2 separate regions of the Homo sapiens genome follow, and region 2 is linked to region 1. The links are chromatin contacts, found by Hi-C or POLR2A ChIA-PET in ENCODE. All regions are on one chromosome and are shown on one strand. The core of a region is the stretch at or near the end of the contact, and the rest is flanking DNA. Distances in the headings are between cores, read along the strand shown.

The links. A loop is a pair of places that touch in the nucleus more often than their neighbours do. ChIA-PET counts read pairs that join two places held with the same protein, here RNA polymerase II (POLR2A). Pooled maps may share reads with other maps.
Region 2: a pooled map shows a loop between it and region 1 (6-fold over the local background). The contact joins the enhancer-like site here to the promoter of ARL14EP-DT in region 1. A Hi-C loop is called at or near these places in 3 of 50 pooled maps. POLR2A ChIA-PET finds 5 or more read pairs at or near these places in 2 of 52 experiments (H1 and OCI-LY7).

The regions. Positions count from the first base shown.
Region 1 is chr11:30,319,982-30,326,334 of GRCh38, reverse strand. ARL14EP-DT (ARL14EP divergent transcript) reads left to right here and starts at 3,389. Exons shown (of 2, transcript NR_187437.1): 1 at 3,389-3,417. It overlaps ARL14EP (ARF like GTPase 14 effector protein), which reads right to left and starts at 3,231. Exons shown (of 4, transcript NM_152316.3): 1 at 3,133-3,231. RefSeq lists silencers at 3,002-3,131, 4,786-4,845 and enhancers at 3,202-3,451, 2,964-3,569.
Region 2 is chr11:32,115,954-32,121,951 of GRCh38, reverse strand. It overlaps the pseudogene THEM7P. Among named protein-coding and RNA genes, the nearest start is that of SNORA88, 25 kb to the left of the region's middle. Within about 2 kb of position 3,296, at least 4 of the 41 ENCODE cell types and tissues checked have a DNase peak (open chromatin) inside an H3K27ac peak, as active enhancers do.

The DNA.
Region 1 (6,353 bases), core at 2,140-4,639:
ATCAGCTGAGACCTCAGTAGAAATACAGAATCTCAGTATCAGCTCCAGACCCAATGAGTCAGGATCTGCATTTCAAAAAGATACCCAAGTGATTTGTAAGCACATTACAGTTTGCTATGTACTGCTTCAGATAATTCAATTAAAAAATTTAAATTTAAAATGTTTTGATATCTTCTATATTTTATAGAAGATAGCAAAAAAGAGTAAGAAAAACACAGATATGTATTTGCCTTACAGGAAGTCTAACTCTAGGGAAGATTATTGAGGGAGAGGAGATTTAAATTCGATACACTAAGGACAGAGAAAAACATCTGCTTCAATAGAAAACTGCACTGTTGAGAGCACAGCCTTTCAGGTTTTCACATTCTGATTACATGGGAAGTCTGATTCTTTCAGCATCTTGGAGCTATTTTACAACTGTCAACTGTAGATAACCAACAGCAATGCAAAATAATTGTCTGTATTCTTGTAAATTCTATCTGCTGAAGGTTCAATGGACTTCCGTCTGACTGTGGAAGCAGCCAATTTTGCCCTCACTTGCACATTTATTTCAATATTCCTGCTCTATAAACATGTCTACTTTTAATTGTCATTTAAACTGGTTATAGCATCTTACCAGTTCCTATTTTAATAATCTTTTAACGCAAGAAAAGATTAATTTGCTCCAAACACTTTGGTCAATATAAAACCTAGTACTCTTCATGGAAGAAAAAAAATCCAGCTTCTTATAGGATAACAAGCAAACCAATAACAAAAACCCCAGTTTTAGAAAGATTCACCATGGTATAAATAAAATCCAGGTTTTCAATACTTTTCAATGTCAAATAATAAAAACACTTTTTGGCAAGTTGAATTTTGCTTGAGCCCTGTGCTGGCTCCTTATTAGCTATAATTTAAAAAATCCTCCCACCCTTGAGTTAGGTAAGACTCAAGGATCCCCCCTTGTTTACCTATGACCAGGCAAAAGAAAGACCCTCCAAATTCTCATTTTTTGCTTCAACTATGAATTTATGAATAATTTGCTGATCTGCTTGGCCCTACAGATCAAGTGGAACAAAATACTTGTTAATCAAACTTTAGTTTCTCTCCTTCCCCCAGGTTCCTGAGCTTTGGCCAACTCTCAGCCAGAGCCAAGGAATAACATTCTCAGATCTACTATTAGATCAAGCCACCCTTATATCCTACTTCCTCACACCAAAACTTTCTAGCACAGTTCACTCCTTGGAGATTCTTGCAGATCTTTTGGTTCTACCCATTGCAAAAGTCCCTTTTCTCCTTTTGTGATAACCCTTTTGAATAAAGTCTCTCCTAAGTCCAGATTTCTTATCTGACATTGTCTTTTAAAAATTCTGCATAGGAGAAAATTAAGACTTTCTGCTGCCTTAGGATTGACATCACTTTACTTTAGTGCCTAAATACAGCATGTTTTGTATTCTAAGATTAACATTTAATATTTTTGTAGCACTACCTAAGAATCAAAAGAGAATGAAATAAATGTAGAATACTTTGATTAGACCTCTCCTACTACCTTAGGCAGTAAACAAAAGTATTTGCTCCTCATACAATTTGAACGCTGCCAGCTCAGGGAATTATCCAGCTTTACTTTAAAACATCAGTAGTTTTAAAGAGTTCTTAAGCATTTTCTCTTGCTGCCCATTACCAAACGGTAAGGAAGGTAGATTAGGTTGAGGAAGCTGAGAAAACTCACACGCGGCCATGATGCTTGCAAGGTCTAGGACATTATCACAGGGGTTTCGGGGTGTTAATGCAGAACACCCCCCCCACCACTAACAAAACAGCAAAACAGCCACTAACAAAACAACAGCAGAGGGAATTGAGGATTAATTAGGGAACTCACTTTTTCTTCCTAAATTTGTAGGGGAGATGCAGAAATACCCGTTCCAATATGTTAATTTCCCTTAACATAGTTTTTTAGTTTGTTACCAGTCTCCTTATTAGTGGGAAAAGTAACATTTAGAGGAAATTTAACAAAACAAAAAATTTACTTCGTTTTTAGGTCAACTGATGTCTCTTTTATGAAAAACATAAAAAAAGTTTTCATGAAATGTTTTATGAAAAAAATTAAAGGCTTTTCTTGGCATAGGGTCTTACAACTTACACAGCGTCTTCCCAGATTATCTCTTATTTAATAAAAATATAATTTAATCTACCCCTACTCCCCAAATCAGGAGCTTTAGTTATGGGTACATACGCCTACAAAAGTCACGCATCCTGCAACTGTGAACTTTTTGTGCCTGTCATCTTCAAATACTGATTACCTATAACATGACAATTGGCCCAAAGGCAAAGAGGAGAGTCTCAATCCTCAGGAAGATCTAGGTACAATAAGAAAGGTAAAGGCAATTTAAAACAAAAATATAGTCCATAACACCATTGAAAAGATTTGGTTCAAGTGTGGTAGTCAGGACATGCCAGGTACAGTGCTTAGGGCAAACATCATTTCAGGAACCTTCATAGCCACCCTGAGGAAAGTACTATCATTCTCATTTACAGATGAAGAAACTCAAGCCTAGAGCTGTTGTTATCATGCCTAACAGAGTGCCCCCAAACCCTGCAATGATTCCCAACCCAACCCTGTAAGAGGCCACATACATTTCTTCCTTAGTTCACGGCTATTTACAAATGACTAAAACCACCAGATCCGTCCAGTGGGCACCTACTAAGTTCATGGTACCGGGATGGAAAAATAAACATTAGCCTTTGGCCTCAAACGGCCAGGGTTGAAAGGATTCTGATTTGAAAAATTAAAAACAAAAATAGCAGAGATAAAGGCTGTCTACGGAGTTCAAGGCCACAATAACCCTAAGTAGTTCACGTCAAAATCGTAGCTTTGAAGGTCCTGGGCCTACAGGACAGGCGACGACCCTCAGAGAGGTCAGAGGCGGCAGAACCTGTGCTGGGCTTTGACACAAGGCGTTGCGTCGCAGATGAACTACGCGGGGGTAGGGGTGAGAGGCCCCGGCCAGCAGCTGGAAATCCCCCTCACGTGTGCGGGCCTCCTCTTCCACCTCTCCCCGGGTTCCCCCGTTACGCCGCCGGGCTCCCTCGCCACCCAGGGGCCTGTCTCCACTCTCCCACTCCTCTCCAGGGCCTCCCCCGTTCCCCTTCCACCTTAGCTTGAGCTCTCCTCCGCCCGGCTTCGGGCAAGATGCGAGTCCACACAGGCCACACTCGACCGACCGCTTCCCAGCCAGTCCCCGCGCTACCACTGAGAGGACGGCAAGCGCGGGCTAGAGGAGCTCAACGCCACCACAAAGAGACGTCCGGGAGAAGCCTAGAGCGGACACGAGGCTGGCCGCCTCCGGGGACGGAAGGGGCGGGGCGGTGTGAAGTGGCAAATGATTCAAGGCGAGGCAAGAGGTGCTTCAGATGCTGTCTTTTGCAGTCCTCCGAGAGGTTAGGGATGTGGGAGGTCCCTGGGGGCCATCTCTTACAAGACACAGTTTCCACTAAATTGGATCGTATTTGTACATCTCTACACCTGTGCGTGATAGTAAACTTTTGCACCCAAATACCCCGACCCCTGAAGGAGAGTGTGAGTTAAAAGGATCTGAAGAACGGACCCTTTGTTTAAGGTCTCACATTCTATTTCTTTAATTCAAGCGAAATATATTCCAAAATGCATCTTTTATTGTAAGCTATAAAAATAGCTATTACTTCGAGTAAAATGTAGGCTCCAGGAAGATGCTTGTAAATTTTCTCAGAACAGAAATGGTATTTTTATTGTATCCTTATTGTCTGTCACAGTATAGGTGCTCATTAATTTTTAAAGTGGGTTTTATTATCTAGAATCCAGGAGAACTGAAAGTCTCTTAAAGATTCTTGGCCTTTTAATTATCTTAAGGTCGGGATAGCAGGGAAACAAAAACTTGTTTTAAACTCCCAGTGAAAAATGAGGAACAGGTAAATAAGACAAGCCCCACCAAGGCCCAAGCGTGCTAGTAATTCTCTGCATCTACTGTAAGCTGTTTTCTGCAGTGCGTCTATGGTCCTCCCACCACTTTCATACTGCTCGCCGACTAGGCAAGCGATTTGATGCCTAGAACTAGGGAATGACAGAAAGGAAAAAACAATGAATAGTTTCTTCAACTGTGTCTGCAGGAGGTTGCATTCTGTAATTCTTTTACTGTTTACTTTGTGGTTGGCACTTTGTTAAGCAATGATTAGACAAAAACAAAATTTATTTCTGCTTCCAAGGAGCTCACAGACTAGTGAGAGAGGAATAAACAGTTAATCACAGTGTGGTGTGAAAAGTGTCATAACAGAAACACATGGATATAAACAGGATAAAATGATAGGGGCTAAAGCAGGAGCGTTCTGGGAGGAGATTAATGCCTGCATGGAACTTAATTTGATGCAATTGTGACTTCCTAGTAAACTAGGCAAGCTATCCTAAAGGTAATGAAACAGAGAAGGCTCACAGATCAAATTAAGATTATTAAATAATATAGCCTATTCAATTTAAGTATCCAGTGAAAAGGTGAAAGAGTTGTGGTAAGTGGACACACTTAGGATAAGGTGCAAGCAAGTGGAAGGACGCCATCACCTGAATCATGGGTTAAGTAATGTTCATATATCCTATCTGCCACAACAGCCTTCTCCGCTGGTGGTATACTTACGAGGACCAGAGGTGAGGTGTCAGCAAGGAGGCCCACAGGTGGAAAGTGCTTTGGGCCAATGGTACACACCTGCTTTATTGGATAGACGCAGAGAAGTATGCCTGGTCACAGCCAGAGCTTACTCGGTAAGTTGTTGAACAGATACAGGTTTTATTTGCATTTCCTGGGCAGAGCACATATGAGACTATTCTAAGTGTGACCAATGGGTGGCTGATTTAGAGGTGACATAGTTAATAGCCCAGAGATGTCATGATTGCTCATTGCTTAGTTTTTCCATCCCTTTTTGGCTATCAGTGACTCTCTATTCCATCATATTTCTATTTAACTTTGGCATGTCTTATAGTTTACTAACTTACTCTATATATTTTACATAATCCTGCCTATGTTTCACAAAGTACATGCTTACTCATATTCTATATTTAAAATATGCTAGGAGTTTTGCATTTATCTCATAAGCTACTAGCTTAGTTACTGTCTATAGTTAACACTTCTTACGCCTTTCATCCATCCCTAAGGAAACTGCAAAGCCTTTCAGTATGGGTAGAGTGGAAAGCTGGAAAGGCGCATAGGTAACAAATAATGCCCTTTTTATGCCATATTAGAGATACTGAATTTTAACCTGTGAAAACTGTAAAACTATCAGGAGTGTAGAGAATAGAAGAGAGGTGCGGTCCTGGGCTAGAGGGCCAGGTGGAAACTCTTGCCCTAACGCAGATGATTAAGAAGAGGGCCTCCATCAAGTGAGGCAGTGGCTCTATGGGTTGAAATGTGATTCCCTCCCACTCACCTCCTCCCACTGGATTTGGTAATGTCTAGAAACATTGTGGCTGTACCAGCAAGGGGTGCTACTAGTATCTAGAGGGGTAAAGGACAGGGTAACTGCTAAACACTTAACAATGCACAGGACAACCTCCCTCCTCCAACAACAAAGAACTAACTGGCTCAAGATTTCAGTAGAGCCAAGATTGAGAAACCCTAAATGAAGGACATTTAAAAGGCATAGAGATGATAGAAGTTAAGTAAGAATTGGTCAGATTTTTTAACTGATTAGATATAGAGGTTAGGAAGTAGTAAATAATTATTTCAGGTTTCTAGCTTGGATAACTGGGAGGTCAAAAGGAGGAATGGGCTAGGGAGAACAGAGATAAGAATTTAAATACTGAATACGCTAAGTTTTCTCAAACTTATCAAATGTACCTCCAAGTGAAGATATACAGCTGGCAGCTGGAAGAAGAGGGCAGGATAAGAGAGGGATCTCAGCTGGAAGATAAGAGTTTTGGGAGATGTTAGTCTGTGAGTGGTAGTTCTATCTTTGGAGCTGGGTGGGATAGGGAAGATGATACCTATGGAATGTATAGGGTAAAATGAGAAAGAATAGGGCTAAAGATTATTCTAAATTTCTGAGCTCTCGTTCTATTTTACTGAATCAGAATCTCGGTCCTCCAAGCCAGTCTACCAGATCATAATATCTGCAGATAAGATCCAAGAATCTGCATTTTTGGCAAGCAACCCAGGTGATTTTGCAGCACACTACGATTTTAGAACAACAGATTTAGGTCTCAGAAAAGTCTGAGAAGGAGCAGACAGCGAGGTAGCAAGAAAACTAGGGAAGAACAGAGACCCACAAACCAAGAAAGGAAAGTTTAAAGCAGGGCTCTGTCGGTGCAAGAGGTTGTTATAGAGCAGTACTGGCCATTAGAAATACAATGTGAG
Region 2 (5,998 bases), core at 2,047-4,546, 1.8 Mb before region 1:
GGTCATGGTTCTTCAAAATATGAGATTGTCAGAAAACATTCCTTCCCATTTTTGTCTTACCTCCAATATTTTTGGAAGCAAAACAGTTTATATGTTTCAAATAAATTTATTTATCTATGGGGTCATCTCCTCTAGGTTTGGAAGTACTTGAAAAACCTAGACCTAAAGTTATACGTAAATAGAAAATGGGACCAGTTCACAGGTATAGCCATGCAGAATAATAGGTAACTGAGGCAGAAATCTACCCAGGGAGTATGGTGTTTCTTTATGGTGAAGAACCCTAAGTTTCATCAATAACCTCAAAGCCTGGAAGGAGTTGGTGGAGGCACCTGGTTTTGCTATAGGTGCCATTGCTACCAAATACTGACCTTGGTGAGAGCTGGAAGCCAGTAAGCCAGGAAAGGTCCAGGTATCTGTCCTTTAAGCCCTTCCCTGAATATCTCTGGAAGCCACAACTTTCATTTCCATTGTTGCCACTCAGCTCAGTTCTCAATATTTCAATAGTCTCCTAACAGGTGTCTCTGCCCCTACATATGACTTCACTAATCCATTTCCTAGAGTGCTGATCTTGAAATAAAAAGATGGTCATGCCACTCCCTCCCCAGAACAGAATAGCTTCCCGCTGTCTTAGGATAAAATCCAGTTCCTATGTGATTTGGCCCAGCCACCTGCTCCTGCCTCATCTGCTATCTTGCTCCCTTCCAGTCCTGTGGTCTAGCCACAGGGCCTCACTGGTTTCGGTTTCTCAGAAGCTCTTTGCTCCCACCTACCTCTGTCTAGGTTAGGCTCTTTTGTTATTGCATTTCATACAACCATATACAGTTGTCCCTCAGTTTCAGCAGCGGATTGGTTCCAGGATGCCCTGTGGACACCAAAATCCAAGGGCGCTCAAGTGCCTGATATAAAATGCCACAGTATTTGCATATAACCTATGCAGATCCTCGTGTGTATTTTAAATCATCCCTAGGTTACTTATCATACCTAATATAATGTAAATGCTACAAAAATAATTATACTGTTTTTAAAAATTTTTATTATTTTAATTTTTTTCTTCTTTTTTTTTTCCTGGATATATTCTATTTGAAGTTGGTTGAATCTGAAGATGCAGAAATGGCAGATACGGAGAGCCAAATGTATATAAACTTCCTGCAGAACACTCACATTTAATTTGTGATGGAGTATTCAATATTGTCTCTCTTTGATTAGTGTAGGGTCAAGAGAAGAGAACCTTTTATCATGGTGGTATCACCAGCACCAAACCCAAGGATAATGTTAATGTATTAGTCCATTTTGCATTGCTCTAAAGGAATACCTGAGACTGGGTAATTTTTTAAATAAAAGAGGTTTATTTGGCTCATGGTTTTGCAGGCTGTACAAGAAGCATGGTGCCAGCATCTGCTTCTGGTGAGGATCTCAGGAAACTTTCATTCATGGTGGAAGGTGAAGGGGAAGCAGGCATCACATGGCAAGAGAGGGAGCAAGAAGATAGAGCAAGAGGTGCCAGGCTCTTTAAACAACCAGCTTTCGTGTGAACTAATAGACTGAGAACTCACTCATTACTGTGGGAAATTCATGAGGGATCCGCCTCATGACCCAGACACCTCCCATTAAGCCCAGTCTCCAACTTTGGGGGTCACATTTCAGCGTGATATTTGGAGGGGACAGACATCCAAACTACATCAGTTAAAATGGTAAAATTTAAGTCGAAGTCTAGATTGATTTACCAGTTTCTGTTGAGGAGTTGAGGAGATCTTAGCTCCACTAATTGATTATGCTTGAATCATTGCCACCAAGAGACCAAGCAAGATTTCTGTTGTACCTCTTGAGTAAATTCCTGTTATGACAATGCAGTAAAAATTAGTTACGTTCTATAATATTTACTATGCAAATTTCATTGGCTTAATCTTCCTCTGGCTCAATGGCTGAACAGGTCCTCTCTCCCCTTTGAAGCATCCCTCAGCTTTTCCTGGAGGTTTCTACAGTGTAACAGTTGCCACCTCTCATCCCTCTGGGTCTTTCCCTCTTGCCCGGCTCCCTGGTTTTGATGTCTGTGACACTGGACACCACCTGAAGGAATAACACAGTGGCCTTCATTGACAATCACCACTATCCACACCCTAGGTGGTTACCAGGGTCCTGATATAAGCAGTCTTCTTAAATAAGGGAAAAGTCTGGCCCAAAGGTAAATGTAGGTCTCCACCCATAGAGACCAAAACCATTTGCAAATTTTGAAAAACAAGCAAACGACAACAATAACCACAAAAATCTTTAGGGTCCAGAAATTAGCCAGGACATAAAAAATATGCATTGTCTTATTTCATTGCCACAAAAATCCAATCAAGTCTGTGTTATTATTTCCATTTTACAGATAAGAAAAACTGGCCGAGCACGGTGGCTCAAGCTTGTAATCCTAGCACTTTGGGAGGCTAAGGCAGGTGGATCACCTGAGGTCAGGAGTTCAAGACCAGCCTGGCCAACATGGCGAAACCTCATCTCTACTAAAAATACAAAGATTAGCCAGGCGTGGTGGCAGGCACCTGTAATCCCAGCTACTTGGGAGGCTCAGGCAGGAGAATCGCTTGAACCCAAGGGGTGGAGGTTAGAGTGAGCTGAGATTGCGCAACTTTACTCCAGCCTGGGCAAAAGAGCAAAACTCCGTCTCAAAAAAGAAAAGAAAAAAGAAAAGAAAAAAGGAAAAAAAAAAGAGATAAGAAAAACTGAGGCTCTGGGACATTGAGTGACTTATTGAGATCACACAGCAGCAGGGCCATGAATCAAATTCAGATCTAATGACCTTAATTAAGCTTTTAGACAGTATTCTGTACTGCATGATGACAGTAATAGAAATGGTTGGTATGTCATTTATTTCTATTAGTCTTCCTGGGCCCTATATACCTGAATAATTCTGTGATGACAATATTAAAATAGGCTTGATTGAAGATAAATTATTTTCATAAAGATACACAGAGTACATTCTTAAGTGCTAGTTTCATCTTAATCTTTTAAATTTATACGTGTTCCCATTTAAGGTATTTTCTATTTCTTTTTATTTTTTTTCTTTAAAGAACTTTTTTTAGAGACAATGTTTCATTGTGTCATCCAGGCTTGAGTGCAGTGACACAATCATGACTCACTGCAGCCTTGAACTCCTGGGCTCAAGTGATCCTCCCACCTCAGCCTCTCAAAGCGCTGGGATTACAGGCATGAGCCACCATACCCAGCCTCTATTTCTTAATGTGGGTATTTATCCTTGTAACCACATAATCTGCTACCACCACACAGTCAGAGGCTTCTTTGTGTGGGGTCCCAAGGCCTGAATTGCCCTTCAGCTGCCCGTGCGATGCTCCTTGAGGACTCTGCACAGTCTCAGGTTCATGTGGCCAAGCCCGTGTTTATTCTGATTTGAGGGGAGTGTGGGAGTGGACTTCCTGCCAGAATCCTGCCCTGATATTCCAGGTAACTGACCACAAGCCATGGCCCTTTCTATGCTATTTATAGTGAGTGACAAAAATAGCCTCACCCCTCTGAAAGGCATACCTGTGCCATCTGCCCACTGGCTTCCTACAACCTGACAGGCACTTTCTCTCCTGACCTCAGGAGGAGGCAGGACTGTGTCCTCACACAGACCCAGGAGCACTGGGTCCCTCATGTGCACACTTCCTGCTCCAGAGGGACCCAGGGCTTCAGAAGGCACCAAAGCAGGGCTTCAGCTCAGGGGTCCAGGCAGAACCTAGTTATGGATGCAAGGAAGGAGGCGGGAACTTGGGGAAAGGGGAGAAGATAAGACCAAGTCCCATTGTTGGAGCTAGATACAAAGTCAGGCTGGGATCATGGGCACTGCTGGTCTGATTCTGAGCCATGGTTGCCTCGGAGACTCATTGGTCCTCAAGTTTGGGCTGGGGTTGAGTCTGGGGGTGGGAAGGTTAATGAACCCAGCTGAAGGGGCTGGCAGGAGATCCAGAGCGTAGACCTCACCTGTCTTTCTCTCTTTTTCTTTCTCTTTTTCTTTTTCTCTCTCTCTTCTTTCCCTCCCTCCCTCCCTCCTTTCCTTCCTTCCTTTCTTTCTTCCTTCCTTCCTTCCTTCCTTCCTTCCTTCCTTCCTTCCTTCCTTCCTTCCTTTCTGCCTTCCTTCCTTCCTTCTTTCCTTCCTTCCTTCTTTCCTTCCTTCGATAGAGTCTTGCTCAGTCACCCTGGCTAGAGCTCAGTGGGGTGATCATAGCTTACTGCAACCTTCAACTCGTGGGCTCAAGTGATCCTCCTGCTTCAGCCTCCTGAGTAGCTGGGACTACAGGCACATGCTAGGCTAATTTTTAAATTTTTTTTGTAGAGATGGGGTCTCGCCCTGTTGCTCAGGCTGGTCTCAAACTCCTGGGCTCAAGCTACTCTCCCACCTCGGCCTCCCAAAGTGCTGGGATTATAGATGTGAATCACTATGGTGGGCCCCAATCCTGCCCCTTTCTGGCTGTGTGACTGTGAGCAACTGATTTCATCTCTCTAAGCTGTTTCCCTATCTGAGGGGGTAGCGCTAGACAAGAATGTCTTATGCTCATGTGTGTACATCAGAATCACCTGGGGAGGTTGTAAAAATAAGGATGCCTGGACCCCTCCATGTGGGTTGATTCTGAAGGCCTGGGAGGATGATGCTGGGATCTGTAGGTTTGCCTGTTTCCCTAGGAGATTCTGATCCATGTCAGTGTAGAAAGCCCCTGTCCCAGATGATCCCCAAGGCATCTGTCTTTCAACCCTAACATTCCCTTATTCTAGCGTACACTAAATCAGGGATAAGAAAGCATGAAGATAAGAATTCGCTTCCTATGACAATTAGGCAGCATCAGAATCAGACACTTTATCAGTCACTTGTTATATCCCAGGAAACCCACTGGGAACTTATATTCAGAGCCAATTTTCTGTGTAGAAGGCTGAAACTCTGGCCTCAAGTTCATCATCCCCTCCTATCTTCTCTCCTGGGCAGTGTCTTTCTCCCTCATGGTTTGATGGCCATCTATCTCAGAAGTCACAAACTGGAGGCTCACAAGGCAAACCACAAGGCCCACAGGGCAGGCCACACTGAGTTTTATTCACTCTGCCCAGTATTTTTTAAAGTCTGAATCTGTCTGGTGTCTGGTGTCAGACTGGTATTTGCTGGCCAGTGCACCACAGGCCCACCACAACAACTGGGTCACACCCAGCCAGCTTCAACTCTTTACATTGCCTGTCCGGACCCTGAGTTTAGACCTAATTCAGTCTCTCAACTCCCGTCTCCAGCCCAAACCTCTCTTCTGATCTTCAGGCCCATCTATCCAATTACCTCCTGGTGAGATCATCCAGTTTGTGTGCTTAAAGGAAGGCCTGGCCTGTAGTACATATAGTACAGGGCTAAATAAATGTGAGTTAGTGACATTATTATTCCTGATGCTCACCTCTTCTTAGAATCTCACAGGCACCCAGCTCAGCCTCTTCAAAATGTCACTTCATTTTTTTTTTTTTTTTTTGAGACAGGGTCTCTCTGTATCACCTAGGCTGGAGTCCAGTGGCACAATCACAGCTCACTGCCTCCTTGACCTCCCAGGCTCAATTGATCCTCCCACCTCAGCCTCCCAAGTAACTGGGACTACCCAGCTAATTTCTGGTTGTTTTTTTTTTGTAGAGACAGATCTCGTCATGTTGCCCAGGCTGGTCTCGAACTCCTGGGCTCAAGCCATCTGCCCAAAGTGCTTGGCCCTCTGCTCAAAGCCACTGTGCCCAGCCAAAAGTTCACTTCAACTTGACTCCCTCCTCATCTTCACCCCAAGCCTCCCCTCCACCAATGAAATCATCAGCAAGATGCCTGAGACCGGAAGTCATCCTGGGCTCCTTCCTCTCCTTCACTCTAGTGTATCCCCAGACCTTCTGTAAAATCTCGCCTGAATCCATCCAGTTTTTTCCATCTCTTCTAGTCCAAGCCACCATTGTCTTTGCCAGGACTGTGGTAGAGGCCTAACTGCTCTCCCTGCAGATA